Regions from separate parts of the Mus musculus genome. Here region 2 is linked to region 1. The links are chromatin contacts, found by POLR2A ChIA-PET in ENCODE. All regions are on one chromosome and are shown on one strand. Each heading gives the region's core, a stretch centred on a gene start or an enhancer-like site at or near the end of the contact. The rest is flanking DNA. Distances are from core to core; before and after follow the strand shown.

Region 1 (7,890 bases), core at 3,718-6,217:
TGGTAGGAAGTCACTTGGGGGCACTCTTGAGTGACCCATGGGACTGCAGAGCTGACAAAAAACCAACTTGTGTGGCTCAGAGCACCCAGGTCAACCAGTAGCAGGACTCCTGTGTGTGCCCTGCTAGCCCCATCCCTGGGTCTCCTGTGAGTTTGGCTTGGGCCTAAGGACTAGCAAAGTATGCAGGGAAAAGTAGCCATGTTTTCCGTGCTGGGTAGTTCCTCCCTCAAGGACGCCAGGATGTCACAATCTCCGTGTGCTGTCAAAACTGCTTGCAGGGTGATGAACTCTGGCCTGCAGATGAGTCAACAGAGGGGTGGGTTCTGAGTGCCTGCTGTTTACACACAGTCACCGTGGCCACAGCAAGGAGGCCGGAAGCACAGTCAAGGGTCACAGTAGCTAGGGAGAAGCTTGGTCCCCAGTACACATACCCGTCACCCCCCCAAGACTCCAGCTTCTTGTTCAAGGCCTTGGAGAGGCTTAGCCTCAGAACTATCCTTGCAACACACGCAGGAAACCCATTCTCCAGCAGGCCCAAGGCAAAAGGCTGCCACATTCCTGATGCCCATACTAGCATGCTCTACTCTGCCTGGTAGAGCCACAGTCCTTCTGAGGCCGTGATGCCTGGCTCCTGAGCCACCTCCCTGCTTGGAGGTCCTGAGAAGTAACTTGGCCTCTAAAACCACCACCCATGACTTCACCTGAAGACTGGACACTGCTCCCCTATGGGGCTGACTGGGATGGATGGCAGGAACAAGCAGGGCACAGCAGACACTGAGACTAGCCCCTCAGTCACTGAGTGTGCTCTAAGGGTACTAGCAGACTGGTCTGAGTCCTCTGTGCACTGAGGAAGCTGGGGAGGAAGGGGATGATATGCTGCTTCAAGGTTCATCTGCCTCAGAACAAAGTGGGAGCCACTAGTCCATTCTGACCAGGGCAGGGTCCTGGTAATTCCGAAAGGCTGGGATCCCCAGTGGTATAGCAGCCACACCAGAAAGGTGCAGGCTTAACTAAGGCCTCCTGCCCAACTCCCAGATGTCCCCTGTGGTGTAGGACAGAGAGCCAGGGCATCCTGCTCTCCTCCCGGCACCCTCTGGCCATAGTAGCACGCACTTTGCTCCCTACTGACACCCACCCTGCTGGATCTCCCACGTCCATCTCTGCTCTCAAGGATTCTAAAACATCAGGTGTAACATGAGGTGTATCTCGGTGCCTGTGAGCCCAAAGGCCAGCACTATGCAGGCAGGGAAGGGGTGGTTTTTTGTTTTGTTTTTTTTTCTTTCCAGGGGGGGGGCAGTGGTTAAGGACAGGCCCAGAAGGCAGCTTCCTACTGGCAAGTGACAAGTGTCCAGGGATATGAGGCCACAGCAGAATCCAGACAAGTCACTCTTGGTAGAGACTCTGAAACTGAAGAAGGGGGAGGTTGACCCTTGCTGGCCCACAGATGCTCAAGGTTCTTAACCCTGCTAGAACCTTCAATTTTCCCTGACCTCTCCATGCCTCTCCACCAAGGGCAAGGTGAGGGCATGGGGCCACAGAGCCACCTACCTAGCAATGAACTACAATGGGGTAGGTGGAGGCAGGGTTCCCACCTCATGGCTCTCAGGGAACATGCCCCTCTCTCTCTCTCTCTCTCTCTTTTTTTTTTGTTTTTTGTTTTTGTTTTTTCGAGACAGGGTTTCTCTGTATAGCCCTGGCTGTCCTGGAACTCACTTTGTAGACCAGGCTGGCCTCGAACTCAGAAATCCACCTGCCTCTGCCTCTGCCTCCCGAGTGCTGGGATTAAAGGCGTGCGCCATCACACCTGGCTGGGAACATGCCTCTCAATAGCAACTGGCTGTCCTGGAAGGTAGAGGGGACCATATTTCTTCATGTGTCCTAGAAGTCACACCCACAGAGTCCCAAAACACACAGATGAAGTGTCACATCAGCACCAGTTTGGTTTGAGAACTCTTTTAGGTTGTTTCTTTGAGAAAAGGTCTCATATAGGCCAGACTGGCCTTGAATTCCAAACCCTTCTGCCTCATCCTCCCCAGCCCTGGACCCACAGGCAGTTCTCCTGCATTGTATTTATCAGTATTATTTTTATGTTAGAGGTCCAGGTGGGATGGGCTCCAGCCATGCCTATGGCTGTACCTTGAACTGACATGGCATTCTGTGCCAGTACAGGCAAGCGCACACTTCCCTCCCCTCAACATGTGTAGCTCTTCACCAGGTTACACAGACCCTTTCCACAGCCCGTTCCCTTCCAGGCCCTGCTCTGGCTACACCTGAAGCTAAGAAAAAGCTCCTGGCAATTCAAACTAAAATATAGGATGATGCTGGGGCTTGACAGTCAACAGGGAAGTTAAGGTTAGAAGGTCCTGAGTTCAAGACCAGCCTGGGATACAGAAGAGGTAAAGCAATCTAAAAACAACAACAACAACAACAACAACAACAAAACCCCAACAACAACAGAGAAACTCTGTCTCGAAAAAAACAAAACCAAAAAATAAATAAATGAAAGCAAGTAGCTGGGAAGTAGTGACATACAACTTTAATCCCAGCATTCAGAGGTAGAGGCAGGGAGATCTCTGAGTTCCAGACCAGCCTTGTCTACAGAGCGAGTTCCAAGACAGCCAGGGCTACACAGAGAGACCCCATCTAGAAATACGAAACATAAAAGAGCTGGTGGCACTGCTCAGTGGTAAGCAAGTGCCGGGCAGACTCAAGACCTAACTGCTGGAGAAGCAAAAGAGACTAACTTGGACAGGTTGCTTTTTAATGTGGCACCAACTCAAAGCAGGGACAAGAGGTAGTGCTGGCCCTGTGAGCATCAGCTGATATCCAGTGCCTTTCTAGTTACTCAAGTTTCTCCAAGTCCCTTCCCCTGGTTCACCATTCCAAACCTGTCCTCTCCTGCCACCAGAGCTAACACTGTCTCAGCTCAGACCCCTCCACACTCAGAGAGTAAGAGTAAATCCAAGTTAGGTGCTGTGGCACACACCTTTAACCTAATAAAGGTGGCAGGTAGATCTCCGAGAGCTAGAGACCAGTATGTTCTACCTGGCAAGATCCAGGACAACCAGGATTACTTAAAAAACAAGAAACAGAGCCGGGCCGTGGTGGTACAGAGAAACCCTGTCTCAAAAAAACAAAAACAAAACAAAACAAAACAACCCCAAGAAACAAACTATATGCGTCTCTGAAGCTGGGCTGGTGGTGGTTCCTGCCTGCCACCTTGGCACCTAGAGTCAAGAGTCATGGGTTTGACAGCAGCCTAGGATAGAGTGAAGCTCTGATGCTGACCACAGATTACACTCCAAAGTCGCCTTGCCAGTAAGTGCCCTGTCAGCTTTCCAGATAAACACAGGTTTGGACTGTCCCAAAACTGAATGCTGTCAGCCACAAGACACAGAGTCCCTTATGGTTGGTAGTCAAACAGCTAGACACAACTGGCTTCCTCAGGGCCCGAGCACAGTGGCCTGCAATTCCACAAGTGCCCTCACAAGAGGAAGACCAGGCTTCGATAGGGGATGTAATGCACAGCAAAATTAAAAATAACAGTATGACAGCGGTGCTGGAGAAGGCTGTAGGGGTGGCAGAGCAAGGGCCAGCGACTGCCACCAGGTACCAAGTTCACCTGACAGCAGTGACTCATGCTCTGGCCCAGCTGTTTCTGAGAAAAGCCCTGGTTCTCCAGGACTAGTCAGAATGGCCCAAGGGGAAAGACTACAGGTTGGAATTCTAACCAGGAAGAGTGGCTGGGCTGGTCACTCAGTGGCTGCCACCCAAATCCTCACCACCTCTTCCTTCTCACCTGCAGGGGCACTTTCTGCCCCTTTTGACAAGGGAAGAAGGACTTTTTCCAAAGAGATTCAACCTGTTCTAGGAAGGAAAAAACTAAAACCCGGGCACGGGCAGGAAGTGGCTCAAAGAAGTGAAGGGAAGACATGCAGGAAGAGGTAGGCTCCCCAGATCACTGAATGGGGAATAAATTCCTGGCTTGGCCAATGGTGCAGCACATGTCCTGGGCAGGAAGAAAACCACATTCTTTCCTAGTTACTCTCTGTTCACTCGACCGCGTCAACACCCCCCGAGCCAGCACAGGCAAACACACATCCCAGACACAGACTCAACACCCCAGTCACTTTAGTAAGATGAACCCTCAAGCCACTTCCCCTGGGGTCCTGCAACTTCTGTCTCAGTGGATGGATGCAGGGTGATACCGTGGCTTGGGTGGGGCATCAAGGTGTGACCCAGAGTGAGGCACAGGAAAGAGGGACACAGCCAGGATCCCTAACCCCACTCCCAAGCCAGGAGGCAGTACCAAAAAGCCTGGAATTTCTCCCAGATGAAGAGTGGAAAATGGAGAGACCAAGTGTGGTGGCTACAGTTGCCTCCTGCTGAGTGCCCAGGGGAGGAAGCCCCCATGGCTAACACAACCACCTCCGTCGGTGAGAAAAACACAACAGCCTTGTCCAAAATATCCAGGGAAACAGGGTTACAAGAGTGGCAGGATCTGGGGCCAGGCAGTAAGTTTCTGTCAAACTACCCCTTCTATGAGTGGATCCAAACACACCTGTCATCCCAGCACTTAAGAACCTAAGGCAGGAGGATGGCCGTCAGTTCAGGGACAACCTGAGCTACATAGAAAGGACCTATTTTTAAAAAAAGAGACAAGAGTAGAGCCAACCTGAAGGATGTCACTGGGGCTGGTCAAGGTATCGCCAGGTGTGGACGCGCGGCCTTGTCCCCCACAGGTCCCCGCAAGTGTCTCCCCACGGCGCAGCCTACCCGCCAGGACGCCGCAAAGCTCACCTGGTGGGCCCGGTAGCTTTCAAAAGCCTTCAAAGCACTGTCGGTGAGCTTCACGTGGAACACCGACACCCTGCTGCCGTCGCTCACGCGCCCACACGACAACCCGTAACTCCTAGCCTCCTTCAGCGCCGCCATCTTGCAACCATCACTCCCCCGCCCCCCTCCTCAGCGACTGCGCCCGCACGCCGGCCTGACCCGCCCCGCCCCGCCGCGCCGCCCGCCGACGTGCTGCATTATTCATGAGGCCAGCATAGCCACGCCCCACTCCGGGCGCGCGTGCCTTCTTTGACAGAGCTGAGGAACATTTTGCCTCGGGCCCGCACAGATGGCCACGCCCCCAAGCACTTACAGGCCCGCTCTCGGGACCGGAGACTGTGAGTCTTGCTGTATTATTCAAGAAGAGAGGTTAGCCACGCCTTCCCGCGCGCTCCAAACCCGCCTTCAAAAACTAACCACAGCGCAACTGGCCACTCCCTAAGGGTCTCGCGAGGCCAGTCATAGCCTTAAAACAGCTCTTCAGAGCTCTCTAAGAAACTTCCCTCCCTTGCAAACAACTCCCATGCGCGTGCGCCAGTTCACAGACAGGCTCCTCCTACCTGACGACTCCTCCTGCATTATTCATGAGACGAAGGCAGCCTCGACCCCAAGACTGCAGGAAACCCATCCTCATCCCAAACCCAGCAAAGCCCTCTCAGCCTCGCGACCTGTCGCGTGAGTGTGTTATTTATGAGAAACTGGCCGTGATCTCCGACGTGTTGGTAGACTGCCAGGCCGCGACGACGAACACGTTTGTTCGCAGTTGCCAGCCAGATCTAGATGGTCACTCATATGCAGCGAGCCCACCCCGCCCCCAGTGAAAAAAAAATCACCTTAAAGAAACATATTTAGCCACGCCTACACGCGTTGAAGCCCGCCTCCTCTACCAGCCCTATGCCACGCCCCCAAACGCCCATGGAACCCTGCGTCACCGAGGAACTGCTCCCCAAGCGCTCCGCGTTTGGCCACGCCCCCAAACTCCCGTAAAGCCCGCCTACCGACTTGCTGTATTATTCATGAAGCAGGCGTGGCCACTCCCCCACCCCGTGCTTGCTGATTTTCCCAGACCACCGCTTGCCCGCCAAACGCCCAACTGATACGCCCCCCGCAGTCGCAGGGTCTGCCCTACTTCAGTTCATGCACTGGGCTACATAGTCAGACCCCAAGCTCCCGAGGCCCTCCCCAGAAGCCTCAGCCGCTGGGCAAGCTGAGTTATTCAGGAGTTGCCGCTGCCGCGTTTCAAAAACCAATTTTCAAGGGTTTCCCACCCAACTGACTTAAGATCCCTGACCGCTTGACCGACGTGGCCTATTCCCCACCCGCTCATAAGTATAAGAGCTGACGGTTCCATCTTTCCAAGCTCCTAACCTCGCCGCTACATGTGTTACTCATGAACCCTTAACACTTGAACTTGGGCCTTTCAGCTTGATATTTATGCTTTTTTTCCGCGTTCCTTGGGTGGAGTCTAGGCACAGCTCTCCAGAGGGTCAAGTGCCAGGCCTGCTCGCACCAGGACGGAGTGGGCGTCTGTTGAGGCTTGTGGTGGGCGTGGTTACATAAACCAAGTGGGCGTGGGCTTGCCCGGTCCAGCTAATAGGGGGGATCCCCAGAACCAGGGCAAGAACTGTGGAAACAGGATGAAGTGCTGATTATGTCTGATGCTAAAAGTTCAACAACTGGATGAATATCCCACACGTCACGCGCTGGTTTTCCAATAAACAACTCTTAACGCAACATCCAACACGTACTCAATGTTGCACAACCGACACCACTGACTGTTCCAGAATATTTCTATCAAAGGAAAGCCTGGTCCTCATTTGCAGTTTTTCCTGTTCCCTCTCTGTCACCTGGCAACTCTGATCTGCTTGTCTTTGTGGGTATTTCATAGTGCGGTCCTACAACCTGAGGCCTTTGAGGTGTGATTGTTGTCAAGGATCATCAATTGGTGATGAATCAGAGCTTCGTTCCTTTTTGATGACTATGTAATATTTTGGTGTGTGTAATTAACAGCTTCTCTTACTCATGTGATGATCAGCATCAATTACTGCTGCTCACTGCTTACCTGTGGACACTTTTGTTTTTGTTTTAAGATATATTTATCTGATGTCTGCGAGTACACTGTAGCTGTCTTCAGACACACCAGAAGAGAGCATCAGATACCATTACAGATGGATGTGAGCCACCATGTGGTTGCTGGGAATTGAACTCAGGACCTCTAGAAGAACAGTCAAGACCTCTGAGCCATTTCTCCAGCCCTGTAGACAGTTTTTGTTTTTGTTTTTGGAGACAGGGTTTCTCTGTATAGCCCTGGCTGTCCTGGAACTCACTTTGTAGACCAGGCTGGCCTCGAACTCAGAAATCCGTCTGCCTCTGCCTCCCAAGTGCTGGGATTAAAGGCGTGCACCACCACACCCGGCTAAGCATAAAGTTTTTAACATGTTATGGAGAAGAGGTCCTAGCTAGTCAAGCCATAGAGTGGAGCTGCCAGCTGCAGTCTCCAGGAGACATCTCTGTAGATTTAGTTCAACCACAGAGCAGAGTCAGGAAATGCTTTGTTTCACCAACACAGTCCTGGTCTCCCTAGTGCTAAGATGATAGGTGTGAGTCACCACCCAGCTTTGAGCTACTTTTATGTGCATGAGTGCTTACATACATGTGTCTATGTGCCATGTACAGCCATAAGAAGGTATGAGGTCTTCTAGAACTGGACTTACAGATGGTTGTGAGTTTCCATGCTGGGAACTGAACCCAAGTCTTCTGCAAGAGCAGCAGGTACTCATAGCTCCTGAGCCACCTCTCCAGACCCTTGTTTCAAGGCATGGTTTCATGAGTCCAGGTTTGCCTGCAATTTACCATATAGCTTAGGGTAGCTTGAACTCAGAATCCTCCAGTCTCAGTGTTCTAAATCTTCCATGGCAGGACAGGCTCCATCATTGGATTGAGAGTCCTCTTACTTTGTACCCAGCCTCCAAAGGCAGGAAGTCATAGCCCAGGATCCCCCAGTGAGAGGCTGGACACATGGCTCATCCATCTCTAAAGTATTTGCTGGGCTGG
Region 2 (7,890 bases), core at 2,877-5,376, 300 kb before region 1:
CCACACAGCAATGGTCTGAGGCAAACACACTTGTTAAACAGCATAAGCGGATAGATTCTACTTGGGGATCCTGATGTCAAAGTAAGGACACACGGGAGGGTGAGAGGCCAGGGTTACAGACGAGCAGAGTCACCACGGTCACTTCAGACCTTAGGCTTCAGACTTTGGGTACTTGGGGAACACTGAGACACCTCACAGGCATGGGCGGCTTATCAAGAGCAGCCTAAGTCACAGTGTCCTCTGATCAGACTTTCAGCCACCTGTCTTGGGAGATAGTGGACCTGTGTGGGAACCCAGAGGCCCAGTTTGGATTCTATAAGTTTGTGGGGTGGAGCTCTGGGGTGGACCTGGGCAGGCTTTATTCCCCTGCTGCTGTGGGAAACAGGCCTAACCCAACCCCCACACGGGTCAGACAGTAGGTGCTCAATAAATACCCCCTCCTTCCTAAGACTGCCCATGAGGGCTTGGGAAACATGGACCCATCCTGCCCCTTCTGAGCCCAGTATTAGCTCCTGTCCATCAGGAAGGGGACTGAGATCAAAACAGGTCCAGAAGAAATAAACAAGGCAGGTCAATGTGACACATGCCTTTATTCCTAACACCTAGGAGGCAAAGGCAGGTGGGTTGCAGTGTATACAGTGTAAGACGTGGGGTGGCACAGAAATAAACAAGGCTGTAGGTGACTTGGGATTCTGGTGAAACATTTGGGCGTGGAGGACAACAGGGTCCTTCAGATTCCAACTGCGCGCTGCGTGTTTCTAAGGTCTGTGCATCACCGGGAGGCGGGCTGGGGCTAAATGAGAGTATAAAATGGCCTGGCGTGGTGCAAGCCTTTACTCCCAGCATTTGGGAGGCAGAGGCAGGCGGATTTCTGAGTTCGAGGCCAGCCTGGTCTACAAAGTGAGTTCCAGAACAGCCAGGGCTATACAGAAAACCAAAAAGAAAGGGAGGGGGGGAAGGACGGAGGGAAGGAGGGAGAGAGAGAGAATAAAACGCAGTTGTGAGGCCACAGATCGCCTCGGTCAGAGGACACATTTTCCCTGCCCCGGACTTAATAATCAACGTCATGGAGTAGGAAGTCCGGGTGTCTAGGGACCCGGTTCGTGGGACATGCAGCTGGGCTCCCTGCGCAGCTTCGGGCGCCGCGGGGGTCGGGGGCAGCGGCTGCCAGGCTGGTGATGTTCCAGGCAGCCGCACTGCTGCATGTGCAAGCACCTGAGGTGGTGGTGCGCGGTTGGAGCGCAGCGTAGGCGTGAACGCCGTGGCCAGTGACTTCACCGCAGCCAAGACAACCTGTGACACCAGCAGATGTTACTTCCAGGTGAGCTCGCAGAAGCAGTAGACACTCAGGAAGCTGAGGCAGGTGGATTTCCAGAAGCTCAAGGCCAGCCAGAGCTACACAGAGAGACCCTTTCTCAAGACTTTTCTTAAAAAGTTAGATGTGGCTGCACATATCTGTCATTCCAGCACTGGGGAGCTGAGGCAGGAGGATCAGGGCCTCATAATTTGAGGGTAGCCTGAGCTAACATATACTGTCACAAAAATCATAAGGGCTCCCAGAGTTAGGATTTCACATAGGGACGCCCATCTATCCTGGATGAAGTCCTCCTGCCTGGACTATGTCCCTATTTCAGGCCTGTGACAACCTAGAAATAGAGGTTGACAGTGGAACACTCCCAATTAAAGCAGGGGATTCAGGATCTGTGGAAACCCAGGATGGGCTAGAGAGTCTCCTGTTTAGGACCTCCAGGTGAGGGGGTCCCGATTCTCAAAGAAGCTTCTCGTGTGTGCACCCCGAATTCTGTCTCAGTTTACCTTGCCTTGTCTGCTACTCTGGGTCTGTCCCTGAAGTGGGGGCGGGTCTGATGGTGTTTGTGGATAGGAAGGGAATCTCTCCCACTGGGAAGGAGCCTGTGGCAGACTGCAATGGAAGACATTCCACTGTGAATCCGGGTCATAACCCCTCCCAGTTCACTTATGAGACCCCTAGGGCATTCCTATCCCTGAGCCTTGCTGTGTGCCTGCAGGGCAGATGTGGTGTCTCTGGGCTCCCTGCCCCTCACTCACTCACTCAGCTAAGCCAGGCTTCACTATGCCGGACCGTGAAATAGGCAGGTCAGAAGCGGGGCCCCACATCTGCTTCCAGCTGCTCTAAACAGATAAATCCTCAGTTGGATGAAGGAAGTCAGCGTCTGTCCAGTGGGCCAGGAAGAGACCCCGTTGAAACTTTTTTCTCCAGGTGACTCAAAGGAAATCCTGAAGCCACCCAGACTTTCACTGAGGACTTCCTCTAACACACACGGGGTGGGGTGGGGTTGGGTGGGGTGTGACTTACTCCGTGACTCCAGGCGAAGGCCAAACCCTCTCTCTGGTCTCCGAGACTTATCTGTGTGGTACACTCACTCTGGGAGGGGGCGTCTTCAATTCCCGCACTTTTCTTTAGTCCAAGACCTGTGGGACTTCTCTGGTCCTCCAGGCCGCCTTGTCCTCTCCAGGCTGCGGGCAGGGGGTGCTGCAGCCTGGTTCATAAGGCTGTGAACCTGTGTTCGTTCACACAGCTGGGCTCAGGAGTGAATACGAGCCGCAGTACATCCCATGTCCACCAGGGGGTGCCCGTGTCTACAAATGCCGGGCAGGTTTCCCTGCAGGAGCAATTCTTCCTGTTACATTCCAGAAGGGTCTCCCTATCCCCAGGTACACTGCAGCCCTTGACTCAAAATATCAGAGTCTCCTGGATTTGCTGCCTATGCACGGCAATCCCTTTCTGGATCTGAGGGACTAAGTTCCCCTAGGCCTTATGGAAGTGGAAATTGAGGCACATCCTCCTTGTCCCTTGCCAGGGTCCTTTAGGTTGAATGGGGGTGCCCAATGCGGGGGGGGGGGGAAAGGACCAACACTTCCCTGTCCCCACCAATTCGCATCGCCGGAAACAATGGGCCTGAAAAAAGGTGCCCCAGATAGGTCTGCAGGCGGCAGCGAGTTGATGATTAAGCTGGGAGGTTCTGGCCTAGTGGACACACCTGCGAACCCAGCATCTAAGAGGCTGACACCGGAGTTCCATTGCCTTGAGTTCCCGGGCAGCCTGGGTTACAGTGTGAGATCCTGTCTGAAAACATAAGAAAAAGCCAGGCCGGGCAGGAGAGATGGCTCAGTGGCTAAGAGCACAGACTGCTCTTCCAGAGATCCTGAGTTCAATTCCCAGGAACCACACAGTGGCTCACAGCCATCTGTAATGGCTCTCTTCTGGTGTGTCTGAAGACAGCTACAGTGTACTCATATACATATACAAATAAATAAATCTTTTTTTTTTTAAGTTTAAGAAACAGTCAGGTACTAAGGCAAACGCCTATCAAGTCAGCTCTGGAAGACTGGTGGAGGATGGCAAATTCAACATCGGGCTTGGTTAGAGTACGAGATGCATTGGAGGCTATGTGAGACTTGGCCTCAGAAGAAAATAAAGCTTTCGGGTTCAGAAATCCGATTTGAGCTTTAATTCCAGCACTCGGGAAGCAGTGGCAACCTCGCCTCTATGAGTTCAAGGCCAGCCTGGTCTACACAGTGAGTTCCAGACTAGCCAAGGGAACACAAAACTACTGGCCAATCTTGTAAACAGAAGCAGGGGGACTGTCTCAAGTCCCAGGTAAGTTTGGGCTACATGAGAACCCGTCTCAAAAAGCAACAGAAAAAAAAAATAGTGACAGTTGTCACGCTGGGTGACTAAGACCAGTTTCCCTATTCCTGGGCTTCCTTGTTTGTGTATTTGCGAGACCTAAGGCGGCAGAGCCGCGCTGCAGCACCTCCCACTTAGGCTCCGGTTCAGAACCAAGCAAGGGTTATTTTGTCTGGAGCCTCGTGAGGCCACGCCCCACCGCGCTATTGGTGAAGTTCTTTCCGGTAGGCGAGGCTTTCTCTAACGCCCCGCCCCGCCCCGCCCCTCGATGCTACTGACTTTCTCGCAGGAGCTGATTTTGCCCCCTCAGACCACGCCCTTCACACGCTATTGGCCTGGTCCCTTGTAGGGGGGGGAGCTTTCTATCAGGCCACCGCCCTCGTGGAGCCTTTGGCCTAATTCTCTCAGCAGAACCAGGCTTTTTCAGGCCCCGCCTCCTCAGCGCGCTATTGGTGGAGTCTTCTCCTGAAGGTGTGGCTTTCTCCTCAGGCCATTCCTTCGCCGCGCTATTGGCCTAGTCTTTTCTGGGGTCCCGTTCCCTACTGCTGTGTTTGCGGAGTCTCTTCCGGTAGGTGCGGTCTTCTCCTCAGGCCCCGCCCTCCAACCGTCCTATAAGTGCGACGCAGCTGCGGGTCCCCAGCGGTCTTCCGTCCTGTTGTCCCGCTTGTGTGTGTACGTAGTTCGAGCCCGCTGCGTTCGCAGTCTCTAGCTCTTTCTTTTCGCGGGTTCGAGCACCTGGCCGATCTCTTTTTTGGGTTCGCGACCGTCACCGCAATGCTGTTCGATAAGGTGAAGGCGTTCGTAGTAGAGATAGACGGGGCGCGCACGGGCACCGAGCCCGTGTTCCACGGAGGCCAGGCCGTGGCAGGCCGGGTACTGTTGGAGCTTGCGGGCGCGGCACGCGTGGGCGCGCTCAGGCTGCGCGCTCGGGGCCGCGCGCGCGCGCACTGGACGGAGTCGCGCAGCGCGGGCTCCAGCACTGCTTATACTCAGAGTTACAGCGAGCGCGTGGAAGTCGTGAACCACCGCGCCACGCTGCTCGCGCCAGGTACGGGCTGGGGACCTTTTGGGGCGCACCGAGCATGCGATTCCCAGGCCTACGTCCGCTGAGCCCCGGGTCTTGTTCCTAGACTCGGGGGATATCGCCACGCTTCCCGCTGGACGCCACGAGTTTCCCTTCAGCTTCCAGCTGCCTATGTAAGCCCCACTGTCGCCTTCTGGCTGGGCATCTAGGGTTCCCTCAGCCCTGACTTCTCGGGACATCCCTCTTGTATGCCCTTCACCCCACTATCTCCTGATAGTGATCCTCTGATTACCCACTCTTGCCACCCCAGCTCCCTGGTGACATCCTTCGAGGGCAAACACGGCAGCGTCCGCTATTCCATCAAAGCCACTCTGCACCGGCCATGGGTCCCTGCACGCTGCGCCCGGAAGGTGTTCACTGTCATTGAACCTGTGGACATAAACACACCTGCCCTGCTGGCAAGTGGCTGCCCCATGGGGGTTGGGGTCCAGCCTGGCTGCTTGACACCTTTTAGATTTGAGGGTCTCAAATGACCTCTGTAACAGGGAGCCAGGAGTTAGTGGTGAGTTTAAAACCCACTATAGGTAAGTGCAAATTCTGAGGGTGCTCACCTGCTGTGTGCCTCTGGGAAGGTATCTTGCTCTTTCCCAGCCTCAGATACCCCATTTGGAAAGCAGGATATGATAGGGCTATTTTTGTTTTTGTGTTTGCTTTTGTCTTTACTGGTTTTGGGTTTTGCTTTATTTCTTTTTCTTTTCTTGTTTGTTTTTGTTTTTTGTTTTGTTTTGTTTTGGTTTTTTTGAAACAGGGTTTCTCTGTATAGCCCTGGATGTCCTGGAACTCACTTTGTAGATAAGGCTGGCCTCGAACTCAGAAATCTGCCTGCCTCTGCCTACCAAGTGCTGGAATTAAAGGCATGTGCCACCACTGCCCGACTTTTTTTTTTTTTTTTAATTTTAGAAAGGTCTCTCTCTGTGTAATCCTGGCTGGTCTGAGATTCACTGAGTAGACCAGGCTGGCCCTAACTAAGCCCATAGAAATATACCTGCTGGGACTAAAGATAGGTGCCACCACATCTAGTCTTGTTTTTATTATTTATTTACTTATTTTGTTTTTTTCAAGACAGGGTTTCTCTGTGTAGCCCCGGCTGTCCTGGAACTCACTCTGTAGACCAGGATGGCCTTGAACTTAGAAATCTGCCTGCCTCTGCCTCCCAAGTGCTGGGATTAAAGGCGTGCGCCACCACGCCTGGCTTATTTTTAATTTTTATTCAACTTTTGGCTTCCTAAGATAGGGTTGGCCAGGCAGTGGTGATGCACGCCTTTAAGGCAGAGGCAGGTGGATTTCTGAGTTCAAGGCCAGCCTGGTCTACAAAGTGAGTTCTAAGACAGCCAGGGCTACACAGAGAAACCCTGTCTCGAAAACAAACAAGCAAACAAACAAACATAAAAAGAGACAGGGTTATGTTATTTGGGGGTATCTGGTCAAAACTTAAAACAGCCCGCTTGTCTCAGTCTTTCTATAAGACTCAGGTCTCCAAGTGCCCAGTGCTCAAAATGACCCTTGGTGTGCCCAGTGCTCAAAATGCACTTGGTGTCTCCCTAGGAACCCCAGGCTGGAGCCCGGGAGAAGGTGGCACGATCCTGGTACTGCACACGTGGCCTCGTGTCCCTCTCGGCCAAGATTGACCGCAAAGGCTACACTCCAGGTAACATGGGGAGCTGTGTGCAGCTGGAATGGGTAATCGGTAGTGGGGAAACTGAGGCAAGCTGCTGTCTGCTGTAGGCGAGGTCATCCCTATCTTTGCGGAGATTGACAATGGTTCCACGCGAGCTGTGCAGCCCCGTGCTGCCCTAGTACAGACACAGACCTTCATGGCCCGAGGTGCCCGCAAGCAGAAGCGTGCTGTGGTGGCCAGTGTGGACGGGGAGCCTGTGGGCCCGAATCGCCGTGCGCTGTGGCCCGGTCGTGCGCTGCGTATCCCCCCGGTGGGCCCGTCCATCTTGCAGTGCCGCGTGCTTAGTGTGGACTACTCACTCAAGGTACCCAGGGCTCCCTTACATCCTGTCGTCCAAACCAAGGGGGAGGGCACAGGTGGGCTGGTAGCCCACTTCGCTGCTGCTCCCTTCAGGTCTTCGTGGACATTCCAGGCTCGTCCAAGCTGCTGCTGGAGCTGCCTCTGGTCATAGGCACGGTCCCCCTGCATCCTCTGGGCAGCCGCTCCGCTAGTGTGGGCAGCCGCGCCAGCTTCCTGCAAGACTGGGGCCTGTGCACCATGATGGATCGGCCAGAGGGTGAGCTTAGCCAACTGGCAAGGGATGTGGGCGGGCAGAGCCACGGCCCAGGCCTGGTCCTTTGTCCAAGGGGTCTCTATACAAGCAGGGACTAATCCCAGGCACCAATCAAACCTGCACCAAGGGCTAAGGAGTCAGCTCAAGGCCAGCTTCCAGTACTTAATAATTTAGAAGCCAGCCCGGGCTTCAAGAGACCTGGACTTCAAAGCCAAGCCAAATCAGGGTGTGGAAAGACAGGCCTATAATGCCAGCAAGCATCCGGAGGGCAGCCTGCTCTACACCAAGATCCTGGCTCAAAAAAGCACAAAGAATCAGTATTCAAAACTAAAAGTCCAGGATGACAGTTTGAGGCAGGAGGATTGCTACAAATTAGATGTTAGCCTGAGCAAGAGGAGCTGTCCCCAGAGGAAAAGGGCTCAGTTGTCACCATGTTACAACCACGGGTCTCCCAGAGCCTCACTCACTGTCTTTCCTTTGCAGCCCCACCTGAGTACTCCGAGGTGGTGAGGGAGAGCCAGCTGGTATGTGCGTCACCGGGGCCCTCCTCCCTCCTACACGACCTAGGTGTGACCACAGAAGGGCCCTACTTTGCCTGTCTCCAGGAGTTCCGCTACTGCCCGCCTCCTCTGTACTCCGAGGTAAGCTGCCTGCACCCTCTCTTGCTTCAGTAGCCTGTTTGGTGATATGCTGATGGGGGCAGGGTGTGGTGACACAGGCCTGTTGTCCCAGTCCTTGGGAGGCTGAGGTAGAAGAATCATAAGATCCAGGTGACACTCTCCTCGGGACCCCTGACTGACTGCTTGATCTGAAGGGGTTGGGGTGTTGGGGCACACAGTGTGGCTCACTAGGGCTCTTTCTGTCAGGAGGACCCTAACCCACCCTCAGAGGCTGTGAGGCCACGC

The links. ChIA-PET counts read pairs that join two places held with the same protein, here RNA polymerase II (POLR2A).
Region 2: POLR2A ChIA-PET joins it to region 1 with 14 read pairs in embryonic stem cell. The contact joins the promoter of Arrdc2 here to the promoter of Ell in region 1. POLR2A ChIA-PET finds 5 or more read pairs at or near these places in 4 of 5 experiments (Patski and embryonic stem cell).

The regions. Positions count from the first base shown.
Region 1 is chr8:70,536,752-70,544,641 of GRCm38, reverse strand. It overlaps Ell (elongation factor RNA polymerase II), which reads right to left and starts at 4,967. Exons shown (of 12, transcript NM_007924.2): 1 at 4,801-4,967. The coding sequence starts at 4,935. Gm51534 (a long non-coding RNA gene) reads left to right here and starts at 5,113. Exons shown (of 2, transcript XR_003947400.1): 1 at 5,113-5,174.
Region 2 is chr8:70,835,956-70,843,845 of GRCm38, reverse strand. Arrdc2 (arrestin domain containing 2) reads left to right here and starts at 4,126. Exons shown (of 8, transcript NM_027560.1): 1 at 4,126-4,718; 2 at 4,801-4,867; 3 at 5,005-5,152; 4 at 6,300-6,402; 5 at 6,480-6,736; 6 at 6,826-6,988; 7 at 7,469-7,626; 8 at 7,852-7,890. The coding sequence starts at 4,445. Kcnn1 (potassium intermediate/small conductance calcium-activated channel, subfamily N, member 1) reads left to right here. Exons shown (of 10, transcript NM_032397.3): 10 at 1-682.